3 separate regions of the Homo sapiens genome follow, and all the other regions are linked to region 3. A link is a contact called in ENCODE Hi-C or POLR2A ChIA-PET data. All regions are on one chromosome and are shown on one strand. The core of a region is the stretch at or near the end of the contact, and the rest is flanking DNA. Distances in the headings are between cores, read along the strand shown. Region 1 overlaps CDS2 (CDP-diacylglycerol synthase 2). Region 2 overlaps CDS2 (CDP-diacylglycerol synthase 2). Region 3 has its middle 34 kb from the start of TMEM230.

The links. A loop is a pair of places that touch in the nucleus more often than their neighbours do. ChIA-PET counts read pairs that join two places held with the same protein, here RNA polymerase II (POLR2A). Pooled maps may share reads with other maps.
Region 1: a loop to region 3 is called in a pooled map, with 2.3 times the contacts of the local background. The contact joins two enhancer-like sites. A Hi-C loop is called at or near these places in 2 of 50 pooled maps. POLR2A ChIA-PET finds 5 or more read pairs at or near these places in 5 of 52 experiments (AG04450, H1, OCI-LY7 and 2 more).
Region 2: a loop to region 3 is called in a map with no recorded cell type, with 11 times the contacts of the local background. The contact joins two enhancer-like sites. A Hi-C loop is called at or near these places in 9 of 37 single-sample maps with no recorded cell type and 10 of 50 pooled maps. POLR2A ChIA-PET finds 5 or more read pairs at or near these places in 1 of 52 experiments (B cell).

What each region holds. Positions count from the first base shown.
Region 1 is chr20:5,166,262-5,170,385 of GRCh38, reverse strand. All of the region lies in intron 1 of CDS2 (CDP-diacylglycerol synthase 2), which reads right to left. Among named protein-coding and RNA genes, the nearest start is that of CDS2, 41 kb to the right of the region's middle. RefSeq lists an enhancer at 1-93. Within about 2 kb of position 1,710, at least 18 of the 41 ENCODE cell types and tissues checked have a DNase peak (open chromatin) inside an H3K27ac peak, as active enhancers do; they include OCI-LY7, where a contact is called at or near this core.
Region 2 is chr20:5,190,391-5,194,879 of GRCh38, reverse strand. CDS2 (CDP-diacylglycerol synthase 2) reads right to left here. Exons shown (of 13, transcript NM_003818.4): 13 at 1-4,489. Among named protein-coding and RNA genes, the nearest start is that of CDS2, 66 kb to the right of the region's middle. RefSeq lists enhancers at 1,780-1,829, 2,603-2,692 and a silencer at 4,261-4,330. Within about 2 kb of position 2,384, at least 11 of the 41 ENCODE cell types and tissues checked have a DNase peak (open chromatin) inside an H3K27ac peak, as active enhancers do.
Region 3 is chr20:5,076,552-5,081,352 of GRCh38, reverse strand. It overlaps a transcript of TMEM230 not described here. Among named protein-coding and RNA genes, the nearest start is that of TMEM230, 34 kb to the left of the region's middle. RefSeq lists enhancers at 702-861, 2,367-2,436. Within about 2 kb of position 2,697, at least 23 of the 41 ENCODE cell types and tissues checked have a DNase peak (open chromatin) inside an H3K27ac peak, as active enhancers do; they include OCI-LY7, where a contact is called at or near this core.

The DNA.
Region 1 (4,124 bases), core at 461-2,960, 90 kb before region 3:
CCCCGGAAAAGGAAGCTGAGTGCCAGCGGCAGCTTCCACAGAGGGTCTGGAAGCAGGCAGGGACCTGGAACCCATGCTCCTTCCCACAAGAAAGGTGGTACATGCTGAACACATTCATCAGTTTGCTCCTCTGGGCACAGCGAGGTGGGGAGATGTCAAGAAAAACTTTCTGCAGAATAAGGCAGTGGCCAGTCCAGGAAAGCAAGGCCCAGGGCCAGCTCTGACACTCATGACACACAGCACAGGCCTCCATCCTCTGGTCTTCAGCGGCGAAGGAATCCCTGTCTCGGAAGGTTGTTGGGATGACCAATGCGACCCCGATGAAAGGCTATGAAAACTATAAAGTACTGAATAGCAGCAGGTGCCTGCCGCACTCCCCTGAGTAGCCTGACCACAGCACACAGGACAGAAGCACGAGACCCTAAAACACCCACCCCAGACAAGCTGGGCACCCTTCCCAAGGAGAGCATCAGGCCTTGCTGGGGCCAAGTGCTAATAAATGATCTGGGCACAGCATTTGCCTACCTTGCTTCAAGCTCTTTCACACTGGTAGCCCCGACTCAAAACTGTGTAAGGTGGTGTCTGAAACACAAAAGCTACCCATTAAAGCAACAGTCCATGCTAGTAGACTCTGAAGCTGAACCATCTGCCAAAGTGTGGGAGGAAATCTTAGAACTCATCTCTACTTACCTCATTCTTCTTTTCTTTCCCATGTATGCTTTGTAATGGGCATTATCAAGACATATGCATATGTTCATGAGTGTAAACTGGGAACATGGTAAAAACACCATATACATGTCAGACACGGCAGTGTGTCAGAGGCCAGGAGTTACCTGTTCACCACTGCACTGAGCAGTGCCTGGAACATAGCAGGTGCCCCAAGATTTGTTGAACTAATGAGCTAATTAATTCTACTTGACCTATGATGGACCAAAGTGTCCAGACTACACTGAGATATGATAGTACCCACTTTCCTGCTCATGTGCCTGACTGGTGCCCCTGCAGCAGCCCTGGCAGCAGGACCAGACCAGCATCCACTCCTGCCTCACTCCTGGTGGGTACTGAGACCAGCACAGCAGGGAGAGGCTGCCCTGCCTCTTCTGACTCATATCCACCCAGCTCCCAGGCACCCCTCCTCCTTCCTTCCCTTTCAATCCCGAGGGCCGGGAACAGAGGCCAGGTGGGGCAGACCCTCTCAGGTTCTCTCTCAACCACCGCCTCCCACAGTTCCTCAGCCATTTCCCAAGGGGGTTGTAGTGCTGGTATAAACAGGAAACAAGAGTGCTGCTTTAAAGGAAGGGGGAAGCTCCTCTGAGGGTCCACCCCTTTTGGTTTACACAGACCCTCTAGAGAAAGGCAGAAGCACTTAGGATGAAGGACACATGGAGTGTCCTGTGTACCAGGGGCTCAGTTAAGAGCCATTAGCATTTTTGGAGAAACTCATGCTCAGAAAGCTTCTCCACCAACTGCCCAGAAGCTTCCCCACACCCAGCACTGACCCAAAGATCAGAACATAACAGAAGCAAGAGAAGGCAGTGAGGGAGGGCCAGAGGGAGCAGTGGGCAGGAGGGGATGTTCCTTGTGGTTAAGGTCTGGCTTTTCCTGGGGAGGGACCTAGCTCAGTCCAGAACAGCATTTGTGGAACTCATTTTCACTATCAACTCTCTGGGAAGAAAACCCTGCTGTTTGGGTTTCCTGCCAGCCTGGTGGGAGGCTTCCTGGACAGCATCCTTCTGAGGCTCCCTTTCGGTCTTCACTTGGTGCCAGGGGCCCACCCTCCTACCTGGATATTTCTCAAGACTCTGACACCCAAAGTAGTGATGGTCAGTGTTTGACCCAAAAAAGTGTGGCTGTGCCCATGGCTAGAGAGAATCCCTTGGGCACTGTGTCAGGCTCCACACCGGTGGAACCTATCCTACCCTATACCCCATTTCTTTTTTTTTTTTCTTTTCTTTTTTTTTTTTTTTTGGGGGGACAGAGTCTTGCTCTGTCATCCAGGCTGGAGTGCAGTGGCACAATCTTGGCTCACTGCAGCCTCCACCTCCCGGGTTCAAGCGATTCTCCTGCCTCAGCCTCCCAAGTAGCTAGGATTACAAGTGCCCGCCAACACGCCCAGATAATTTTTATATTTTTAGTAGAGATGGGGTTTTGCCACATTGGCCAGGCTGGTCTTGAACTCCTGACCTCAGGTGATCCACCTGCCTCGGCCTCCCAAAGTGCTGGGAATACAGGCGTGAGCTACCGTACCCAGCTCCATACTCTATTTCTTTACCAGATAATGACTCAGCTCTGGACTACACTAAAGAAAACATATTAATATTCTGTTCATATTTGCCTAAGAGGAACTAAAAACTAGGGAAAGAAAATAAGCAGTACCATCATTCAGCTTTTCTTCTCTTTTTCTTTCTTCTTCAAGGAAATTTCATTAAAAGGCAGACTTCAAGGCACTGGTGGGTTATGCCTCCAACAACTCTGCCTTTCCCACTGACACTGCATTCAAATTCACAAGTTTCACTGACTAACTTCATAACCTACACAATTTTTTGCACTGCTTTATATGCAAATTATCAACTTTCTCCTGGAGGAAAGTCATTAGTCTAAGCCTAACTTTTCTGCTGAATACCATGGCCTCCATCTTCTAGATCAAGCCCTGTGACCAGCTGCCAGGGAGGGCAACTCCCCACTCACACAGGATCCTAGGAGAGAAATTACCAGAGATGGGTTTATCCTTAATAAGCATCCTTAATAAGTGTCAGGGACTTAGGTGGCCCTCTCAATGAAAAAGCCAAGTAGGCTTTCATCTGAGTTCCTACTGAAAAAAAATATACATATATACATATATATACATATATCTGGCCAGTGTGTGACAGCATCCATTTGTGTGTGTATATTGTTGGGAATAACAAAGAAATACTTTTAGCCCTAATACTAACTCCATTTGACAAGTTCAATTGTCAGAACAAAACACCAAACAGAAGGAGGACCCCACTCTGAATGAGTTCACAGTCATCCCCAGTATGGCCATACCCTGTCCTTCAAAAGCCTCACAGCAATAATGGGATTCAAAGAAAATGTATTCAGCTACCCAGATGGACAGCTTCACTTCCGGCATCTCTAACAGGTTAACTGCACTCAGAGAAAGGACAAGAAAATACATGAATGTGGCAGATTCAGCTTCTTAAAACCTAACTGGCTGTGAGCCATTCTGTCTCCAGATAAAGCTATTTACAAAGGACCACAGGGGACTTGGTAGAGGACACAACACTGATGGCAAAGGACAACTGTCCCCAGGACAGCCACACTCGGAGTCAGCCATGTGCTTGCCATGCCTTCTCCTCCCACCTCCTTAGAGACTCACTCCATTGCCCTCTCCATCTTCTCATCTCTCTCCCTCACCACAGCCCTACTTACAACCATCTAGGCAGGCTCAACAAACAACTTCTGACAGCTCATCCAACCAATGCACTTTCTTCCCCACTTCATGGGTAAACCTCTGGGAAGAGCTGTCGACATTTCATGTCCCCTCCCTGGCTGTGCATCATTCCTCAAACCACAACAACCCAACTTCAACCCCACCTGTTCCACTGAAGCAGCTCTCCCAGGTCAACAAGGACTTTGTCACGAAACCCAGCAGGGACTCAGTCCTCACCTCGTTCAATCCCTCAGCAGCTTTTAATGCTACTATTGAAAAACACTCTTCCTCTGGCTTCCAAGCAGCACCTCCCCCTGGGTTGATGCCTGCCTCTCTGGCCAGGCATCTTTAGCTGACCTTCTCCTTAGGAACTGCCTCTTCATCAGCCTGTCCCCGCATTTGAGGGTTCCTTGGGGTTGGTCCTAAGCTCTCTTATTCTTCTGCTGCCTCCCACTCTCCCTGAGTTTCCCCATTCATTCTCATGCTCCCTGCTGTCTCTTCTTGAGCTACAGACCCTAAATCCAAATAACTACTAGATGTCTCCACAGACACCTAAAACTCACCATGTGTCCAAAACCAAGCTCATCATCTCTTCCCACAAACCTCTTCCTTCTACTATGTGACTTATCTTAGCAAATGGTACCCTTTCCCCGAATTTTCAAGAGAACAAGGTGGCCATCACCCTTAGTGGCTCCTTTCTCAGCTTGTAGAT
Region 2 (4,489 bases), core at 1,135-3,634, 110 kb before region 3:
ATTAAGCACTATACTATTGCAATCCTTATTAATAAACACACTGATATCTCATTGGCTCAAGAATAAAAAGAGAAGGCGCCTCAGTAGGTAGGCATTTGATGGGAAAAGGAAGGGGAGGGTGGGGGAGGAGACAGGGTCTTTAAACAGCCAACAAATTTGAAACCCACTGGACAAAAAACCCTAGACTTCACAAACTCTGCCCCTCTATTCTCATAAATCATCCGCATGTCCTCAAAATCCCAACACTTCAGCATCCAAAGGATACCTCCTAAACTGCACTCAAAGTGCGTTGGGAAACATGGTCCCTATACAAACAGGTGACAGCCTTAATCAAGAGACAGCCCCAGATGAGAACAGCCTCCATCCACCTGAGAGGCCAGGTAAGGCCACTGCTGGTCAACCTGAAAGGGAAGGGCGCATTCAGATGGCAACAGCAGCCAGGACTCTTCTGAGAATAGGGCCCACCTTCTGCAGGGATGTGGATAAGGAGAGTCCAGGCCCAAGAGAAGGTGGGCCAGGCAGAGCCCTGAGATAAGAATCCTTCGTGACCACTTGGTTTAAACCCTAGCACCCCATGCAGGTTGTGGCACAAGGCCCCCACCCAACAAGAGAAACTGAGTCAGGAAGTGAGAGCTGTTCATCTCTTTAAAAACTGGAAGCTGGGCAGCTGCGTGCAGGGTGATCAAGGGAAAAGGAAGTTTGTTTTGACCAAGTCAGGGAAGAATACGGGGCTCTGCCTGAGTATTAGCCATCATCTTCAGGCCAGAGTTTGTTCCACCTGCTCTTTGGAGTCCAGTGTTCCAAAGCACAAGTGAGAGTCCATCCGCGGCTTACTGTCTTGCAATGTGTCCATAAAAGTCACCTGGACATCCTCCCCACCCTGACCTCAGAAGAACAGAAACCTGTTCAAGTGAAATTGTCCTCCCAACTCCACCCTTTTCTTAGCACATAATCACAGTGTGCAAGAAAGGTGGGCCCAGATATGTTACTCTGGAAGACAAAAGACAATAGTGCCTAAGATATTACTAAAACAGGAAAAGGCTTCAGCAGTGACATACCACATTTAGTAGGGTGATGAAAATCTACCCCCTTGGACATGCAACTAGGACTGGCTTTGTAACTAACAAGACCCCTGCTTCACAGTTTTCTGAGCAAGGACACTCTGTCTCAAGTCACTTATACTCTCCCACTACCCGACTCTGTCAATAGTGGAGATGAACCTGAGCTTTGGGAAACATGGTCCCCATACAAACAGGTGACAAGGGCTGAGCCAAGGGCTCACTGACAGTGTGAAGATCTCAACTCAAAGATCCATTCAAATAAGGCTCCAGTCAACTCAGCAACTAGCTCAGACCAAATCACAAGGTCTGTGTAGTCTCCCTTAAAACATATTTTTGGGATTTTCTTGCATAATATAGGTCAAGTTACAGTGGAAAAAAATTCTATAAAAATGGATTCAAAGTCCACCTGTGTAAAGTCAAAAGTTGTATCCTCCCCAATGAAAGAGATTAGTTTCAAAGGATGTGAAACTAGTTCTCATACATTATAGGGCTGTACAATACTAAGAGTAATTACATTTTAAATGCAAAATACTGTAGCTACTAAAATGCCCAGAATATGAAACAAGTTGCCTAAGAGGGTTTCACTTTCAGGAGTAAAACATAAATGGAACCTTTCTGAATACTAAAAGCAGTTAAGAGGGCAGCATGCGCACACACAAAAGGCAAAGACTCGGTACCCTGTGAGCGGTCATGAGCAGAGCTCCCAGGGGCTGGGGGGTGCCCATCAGCCCTGGTTTCTATGACCCCCTTGTTCCACCAGGCAGGAGCCAACAGCAATTTAAGCTCCAACCTGGCTCAGGCCAGGCCTCCTGAGCTAGAGGGAAGGAAAGCTGCAACACCTCGGTGTACTCACACGACGTTCACAAAAGCAAGCAGGGCTGGGGGACCCTCCAGGTGTCCTGTGGGTAAAGTGCAGGATGGAGTGAGTCCTGACTCCACCACACTATCCTGGGGAAGCTCCCTGCCTGGTAAGGTGCTCATGACTCTCACCCGAGGTAAGAAGGCTGTTGTGAGAATGTAGGGATACAAGTTGGAAAGCAAAGCAAAAGTCTCTGAATCAGGACTATGCAGTATTCATGAATACATAAACAAATGAGAAGCATAAAACCATGCATGGAAGTGATAAACAGGGAATTCACGACAAGGGAGGGCACACAGTTGCAGTCACATTTTATTTCTGACCAATAAAAAAAAAATGGGTCTAAAGCAAGTGATGCCATTCATGAAGATTTGAATGTACACACGTAAAAATGGTTTCTTGAATCTTGTCTGTGAATAGGAAAGAGAAACATTGTGCTATATGGACACAAGGTGGCAGTGCTCTCCTAGCTACCTGACAAAAAATCCTCATCTCCAGAAAGCATGCAGGAGAAATCAGAAAATAAAACACAAGCTGACCCTCTGGCCTGCCTGCTAGCAGCTCTAGTGCGCACTCAGCTTCGGCTTCCTAGACCCCCCTTCCCCACCCCACCCCCACCAAGTAACCACTTCCACAAAGGAACATGATGAGCCTTGCCCAGTATGCTCGGCTCCCTGATCCCAAAGGCAGCCCTATTCAAGAGCAGGTCTCTGCAGCCAGGCCCCAGCTGAGACTCCCTCCTCTCAAGGAGCCCACCATATGCCCACAATGGGACAAAAGAGACAAATGAGGAGCCCTTTCGGTATCTAGTTTGGTGATCCAGGTTCATTCTTCAATCTGAAAACTACAGTTTCGTTATTGATCACCTTTACTGTTCGGGTGTGCTGCTGAGATACCTACTCACCTTAAGGATAAGCATGTAAGGGCCTGAAAACACTTCCTGTTTGGGGGGTGCCCAGGACCTCACTTAATGAGCCTCTACCGGCATGAACTTGCTCAGCCAGAATCACAGAAGAGTGGAATTGGGAGTAGCTCCGAAAAAGAGGCCCTGGAGAGTGATGCATCCTGCCAGTGACACAGCCAATACTGAAATGAAAGCCCTTGCGATAATATGTTTTGTTTTTAAGGGGCCTTGGACCTGAATAAGAGAAGCCACGAGGCTGAAATGGAAATAAAAGTTCAGCGGAAAGAAGCCGCTTCAGCCCCACACACATATGGGAAGTCACTCAAGGATGTGTGAGCTGAAACATCCCGAGGGCTCCATCCTCTGCTGGACACTCTAGAGACCTGGGCTGACTGTGCACTTTCAGGGAGGCAGTGAGGCTAATTTACAAACAAAAACACCACAAACCAGCACTAGACCAAGGTGCAGAAGCAAATCATTACACCCTCGTTGGCAATGAAAACATCCACGGCACGGAATAGTTTGATATATTTGGGTGCCAAGTTCTCTCTCCCGCACTCCATCACTTGTTGGCCTGACAAAGAACTAATCTGTCTTCCCAAAGTCAATCTCACCCCTGAAATTAGGGAGGGGAAAAAAAATCACAGTTTAAGCAAACAACAACAACGAAAGGTCCCCCAGTACAATACAAACTACATTTAAACTGGTCACATTATATAAAAAGTGTGCATTTAATCTTCAAAATAGTCAAGGCTCTAATCAGGTTAGGTTTTCCATAGTTTTAAGCAGGACTTTGTGGTTTTAGTGAAGAAGTCATGGTGCAATTGAAATCACTGTAAGAAATAAGTGACTTTTAAAACAAACACAGACACACACACTCCTCTTAAGAGTAATATATACACAACACAGCAGCTACATGGGTGTTCAGGCAAAGGGTGCATGAACGAGAAGCCCTCTGCTCCCTGCCCGATGAGAAAGTCCCCAGAAAGGATTCAGCAGCAGCAAGTCTACAGCACAAACATGGATGGCATTGTCCCTGAAAACACACAGTTAGGTGGACCTACAGGAGACATTGGAGCCTAGACATGTGGGAAAGGGCTCAGTTACAGTACATTCTACTGCATACACTTGAAATATTACAGTGTGTTTTTTCTCCAGACTATTATAAATAATTTTTCGTGCTTTCTGAAAAAAATAAAAACTGAAACTTTCAGTCTGCGATGAAGGTGAACCCATCTTATAAAGCAGAGCTTACTTACATTCTGCAGGATTTTGGTGTGGATGCATAGAAGGCTTACCTGGTTAGTAAGCCTCCATTCCTCCGACCTACAGAAGGCAACCCTTCTGCAGCTCCAAGCAGGGATTTCTAGAAAAGACCAGGTGTACAAAACATCTAAGCTGTGCCTCCCACCACAGGTGGGGAAGTCCCCTGATTTGGTCAGACACAGATGAATGTCTGTGTCTGACTGAGCCCAGAAACAGTTCAATTGATGGGGGCTGGAACCACCAAGAAAACACTCCTGACCTGGGCAACACTGTCTTCCAGATTATTAATACTTTTGTTTTAAAAAAATCCAAATGGTTTTACAACCCGTGACTTCTTTCCAACTCAAAGCTGTAGTTTACTTACAACACAAATTCTAAACACATAGACTGTATATACAG
Region 3 (4,801 bases), core at 1,448-3,947:
TGGGTCCCTTCCGATTCCAGCTTTCTGGCTTGTCAAGGATATCTCTTGTTCTCCTGCTGGCAGCTCGCCCCTTCCATCCCCCACCGCCCACTTACAGCAGTTTTTTGGGCTTCTAGGGGAGGGGATAAGATGCAGGGACACATCTCAGATTCAAACCCACATGCTTCTCTCTAATTCTCCTCTTTCTCTGCATCTAGAGACTTCTAGTTAAAGAAGCACTTATCAAACAATCTATGATGGAAGACCAGTTTTGTTTTATTTCCAATTGTCATGAATTAATCTTTTTGGCCTGTACACTGTTGAATGAAATGAGTCTGCCAATCATGCACTTGGATATTGTGACAACATCATATTGCTGTAACAGCTGCTAAATGTTTGTTCTCAATATCTGTACTTAACTCATCATGGACAGTAACAGACAGTTCATGGATCAGCAGGGGTCCAGGGGCCACAGTGTGTAACCTGGTATAGAGTGTCACTCGCCTCATCTGCTATTTCAAGTCTGAGAAAGATGGCTGGGTGCAGTGGCTCATGCCTACAATCCCAGCTTTGGGAGGCCAAGGTGAGTGGATCGCCTGAGGCCAGGAGTTCGAGACCAGCCTGGGCAACATGGTGAAAATTAGCCTGGCGTGGTGGCGCATGCCTGTAGACCCAGCTATTAAGGAGGCTGAGGCGGGAGAATCACTTGAATCCGGGAGGCAGAGGTTGTGGTGAGCCGAGATTGCGCCACTGCACTCCAGCTTGGGCAATAGACTGAGACTCCATTTCAAAAAAAAAAAAAGACAGAAAGACTTTAGAAACTAAAAATTTCAAGAACTTGACTTCCTTTTTCTACATTCTGCTGTGTCATTCCTTCCCTAAGCCAGTAGGCACTGAACACGCTAGCTGCTGCCAGGCTGGAGAGAAGCAGTCATGGGGTCACAGAAGACAGTAGAAATTAAATTGTATCAGTTAACACAGCAACTTTCAGTCTTGCTGTAGAAATGAGAAGTATGAAACTGGTACAAAAAGAAAAAGGAAAGAAACAAAGATGAGCAACTAATCATAATTTGTGAACACATTAATTGCAACTTACAAAAACCAAGAGGATTTTTCTTCTTTATTTTCCGGCGTCTACATTAAGGACACAGAGATTTTTTCAAAAAGCTGTTTGCACTAATAAGAGAGCTTAGCAGCAGGATAGATGATTACAAATAATATCAAAATTGAGAGAACTTCTACTCTACTAGAATAACATTTAGGAACATTGTCTCATTCACAATAACTATAAAACAAAATACTTGAAGATCAAATTAATAGAAAGTTACTGAAGATAGTAACCCAGCTTTTATTAGTTTTATAAAATAATCTTCTTAAGTATCTCAGTAAGATGTAATGATTTTTTTCAAACAAACAAAAACTATGCAGTTTTTTAAACTAAAAATACAAAAGTTAGCCAGGTATGGGGGTGCATACCTGTAGTCCCAGCTACTCGGGAAGCTGAGGCAGGAGGATCACCTCAGCCTGGGAGGCAGAGGTTGCAGTGAGCCAGGATCGCACCTCTGCACTCCAGCCTGGACAACAGAGCAAGACCCTGTCTCAAAAAAGAAAGGAGAGAGAGAAAATAAGGCTTTCCAATTTTTTTTTCTTCTTTTTTAAAAATTTCAGTGAATTTCAGTCGTGAGTGACCATTCTCCCAGGAGATGGAAAGATTATTTCATTACACTAGTAAAAGCTGGGTGCAGTGGCATGCACCTGTAGTCCCAGCTGAGGTGGGAAGATGACTTGAGCTCAGGAGTTGGAGGCTGTAGTGATCTATGATTGTGCCATTGCACTCCAGCCTCGGTGACAGAGCAAGCTGTCTCTAAAAACAAAACAAAAACCTAAAGTCTCAATATTATAAAGAAATGCAAATTCATCTACAAATGCAATTCCATTCTAATCAAAATCACATAGAAGGAGTGGGGGAATTCAACAAAGTGGTTCTGAAATCTATCTAGAAATAAAAGATTAATATAATAGCCAAGGAAAAGTCAAAGGGGAAACTTGAGAATACTTAACCTCTTTGATATTAAATGACATTACAAATCAGGCATGCTGTCTTGTGCCTGTAGTCCCGCTACTCAGAAGGCTGAGGCAGGAGGATTCCTTGAACCCAGGAGATCAAGGCCAGCCTGGGCAACATGGCAAGACCCTGTCTCTAAAACAATAAAATAAAATGGCATTATAAACCTACAGAAATTAAAACAGGGTGATTCTGCATAGGCATTGAAAGAAAAATCAATGGAACAGAAACACTATGCAAAAAGAGTCACAAATATCAGCAAAATTTTGTATGTGATAAATGGGCAATTAAAATCACCAGAGAAAGGATAGCTTGTTTAATAAATAGTGTTGGAATAACTAATTAACAAATGTAGGCTGGGCCCATTGGTGCATGCTTGTAGTCCCAGCTACTTGGAAGGCTGAGGCAGGAGGATTGCTCGAGGCCAGGAGGTTGAGGCTGCAGGGAACCATGATCACACCACTGCAGTCCAGCCTGGGCAACAGAGCAAGAGTCTGTGTCTCAAAAAAACACACCAAAAGACAAGTGGCCCAGTTCTGTGGGCTCATGTTTGGATTGAACTTCCTCATCTCTTAAAGGAGGGCGTCGCCACATGACTTGCCTTGGCGAGGAAATGTGAGTTCAAGCAATATGTGTCATTTCTGAGTAGCGGCTCTAACCGCCAGTTTCACTTTCCCTCTGCCACGGTCCTAGAGTGATCGTGATGCACAACAGAGCCCCGCGTTGACCCATAATGAACACAAAGTGCGAGAGTGAAGTACACCTTTGTTGTGTTAAGCCACTAGATTTGGGGGTTTCTGTCATGCAGCATATCCCAGCCTACCCTGGATGATACAGTCTCTATCTCATACTTCACACCTGTTAGAGGAAAAACAAGTCACCCCAGGAAATTAGAAACATGAATGATTAGCATTTGCTGGGAGTATCTGTGCTTCCAAAGAGGGTGATAGGGAGAAGCCATTGTTTATTCAACAGAGTGAAGGACCGGCTACATAACTTGTAACTTGTGGGGCCCAGTGCCAAATGAAAATGCGCAGTCCCTTGTTTAAAAACTGATTAAAAACTTCAAGAGGGTGACAGCAGAGCATTAAATCAAGCACAGAGTCCCTCTAAGCATGGGTCCCTGGGCGTCTACACAGGTCACACACCCAGGAAATCATGAAGCATCTTTGGCTGTGTCTAATTGACATGTCTGCATCCTCCCTTTTCTCCTGAGCCAGTTTCTACTGCTCTGCCTCAGATTATACTTCCATGGGGCAGTGAGGTTGATGTCTGTGTGTCATTCATGAAGTGTTGATACAAATATCACCTCAGTGAAGCTAAGCCCCCAGGCCCCATGCTACTTATCTCTGATCCTGATTCATTTTTCTCCTTAATACTCACTACCATCATAGTATATATTTCACAAATTTATCTTACTTACAAGTATTTCCCCTAGTAAGATGGAATCCACAAGGGCACAGATTTTTTTTTTTTTAGTTGAGTCTTGCTCTCTTGCCCAGGTTGGAGTGCGCTGTTGCAATCTCAGCTCACTGCAACCTCTGCCTCCCAGGTTCAAGTGATTCTCCTGCCTCAACTACCCAAGTAGCTGGGACTACAGGCGCCTGCCACCACACCCTGCTAATTTTTGTATTTTCAGTAGAGATGGAGTTTCACCATATTGGTCAAGCTGGTCTTGAACTCCTGACCTCAAGTGATCCACCCACCTCAGCCCCCCAAAGTGCTGGGATTACAGGTGTGCGCCACCATGCCCAGTTAATTTTTGTATTTTTAGTAGAGACGGGATTTTGCCATGTTGACCAGGCTGGTCTGGAACTCCTGACCTCAGGTGATCCACCCACCTCCCAAAATGTTGGGATTACAGGCGTCAGCCACCACACCAGGCCAAGGACCAGATTTTTGTCTATTTTGGTCACTGTGTAACCTCAACATTTAGGATAGCCTGTCAGATAGCTGGGACTCAGTAAATGTTTGGTTTTTGTTTTGTTTTGTTTTGTTTTTGAGACAGGGTCTTGCTCTGTTGCCTAGGCTGGAGTGCAGTGGCACAATCTCAGCTCACTGCAGCCTCTACTTTCCTGAGCTCAAATGACCCTCCCACCTCAGTTTCCCGAGTAGCTGGGACTACAGGCACATGCCACCATGTTCAGCTAATTTTGTTTGTTTTTTGTAGAGATGGGGTCTCACTATGTTGCCCAGGCTGATCTCGAACTCCTGGGCTCAAGCAATCCTCCTGCCTTGGCCTCTCAAAGTGCTGGGATTACAGGTGTGAGCCACTGCACTCTGCCAATATTTGTTGAAAGAATGTATGAATGAATTTAAAGAATATCAATTGACTGGGCATGGTGGCTCACACCTGTAATCCCAGCACTTTGAGAGGCCAAGGTGGGTGGATCACCTGAGGTCAGGAGTTCGAGTCTAGCCTGGCCAACATGGCGAAACCCCGTCTGTACTAAAAATACAAAAATTAGCCAGGTGTAGTGGCGCTTGCCTGTAATCCCAGCTACTCTGGAGGCTGAGGCAGGAGAATCGCTTGAACCCAGGAGGCAGAGGTTGCAGTGAGCCAAGACTGTACCACTGCACTCCAGCCTGGGCAACAAAGCAAGACTCTGTCTCAAAAAAAAAAAAAAAAAAAGAATATCAATCCAAGAATATAAACAGGCAAAGTATACACAGAGAATATACATAGATGCCTGTTACATAACAGACAAATACAAATTGGTGAGTCCATCCATTCAACGATATTTATTTATTTCATTT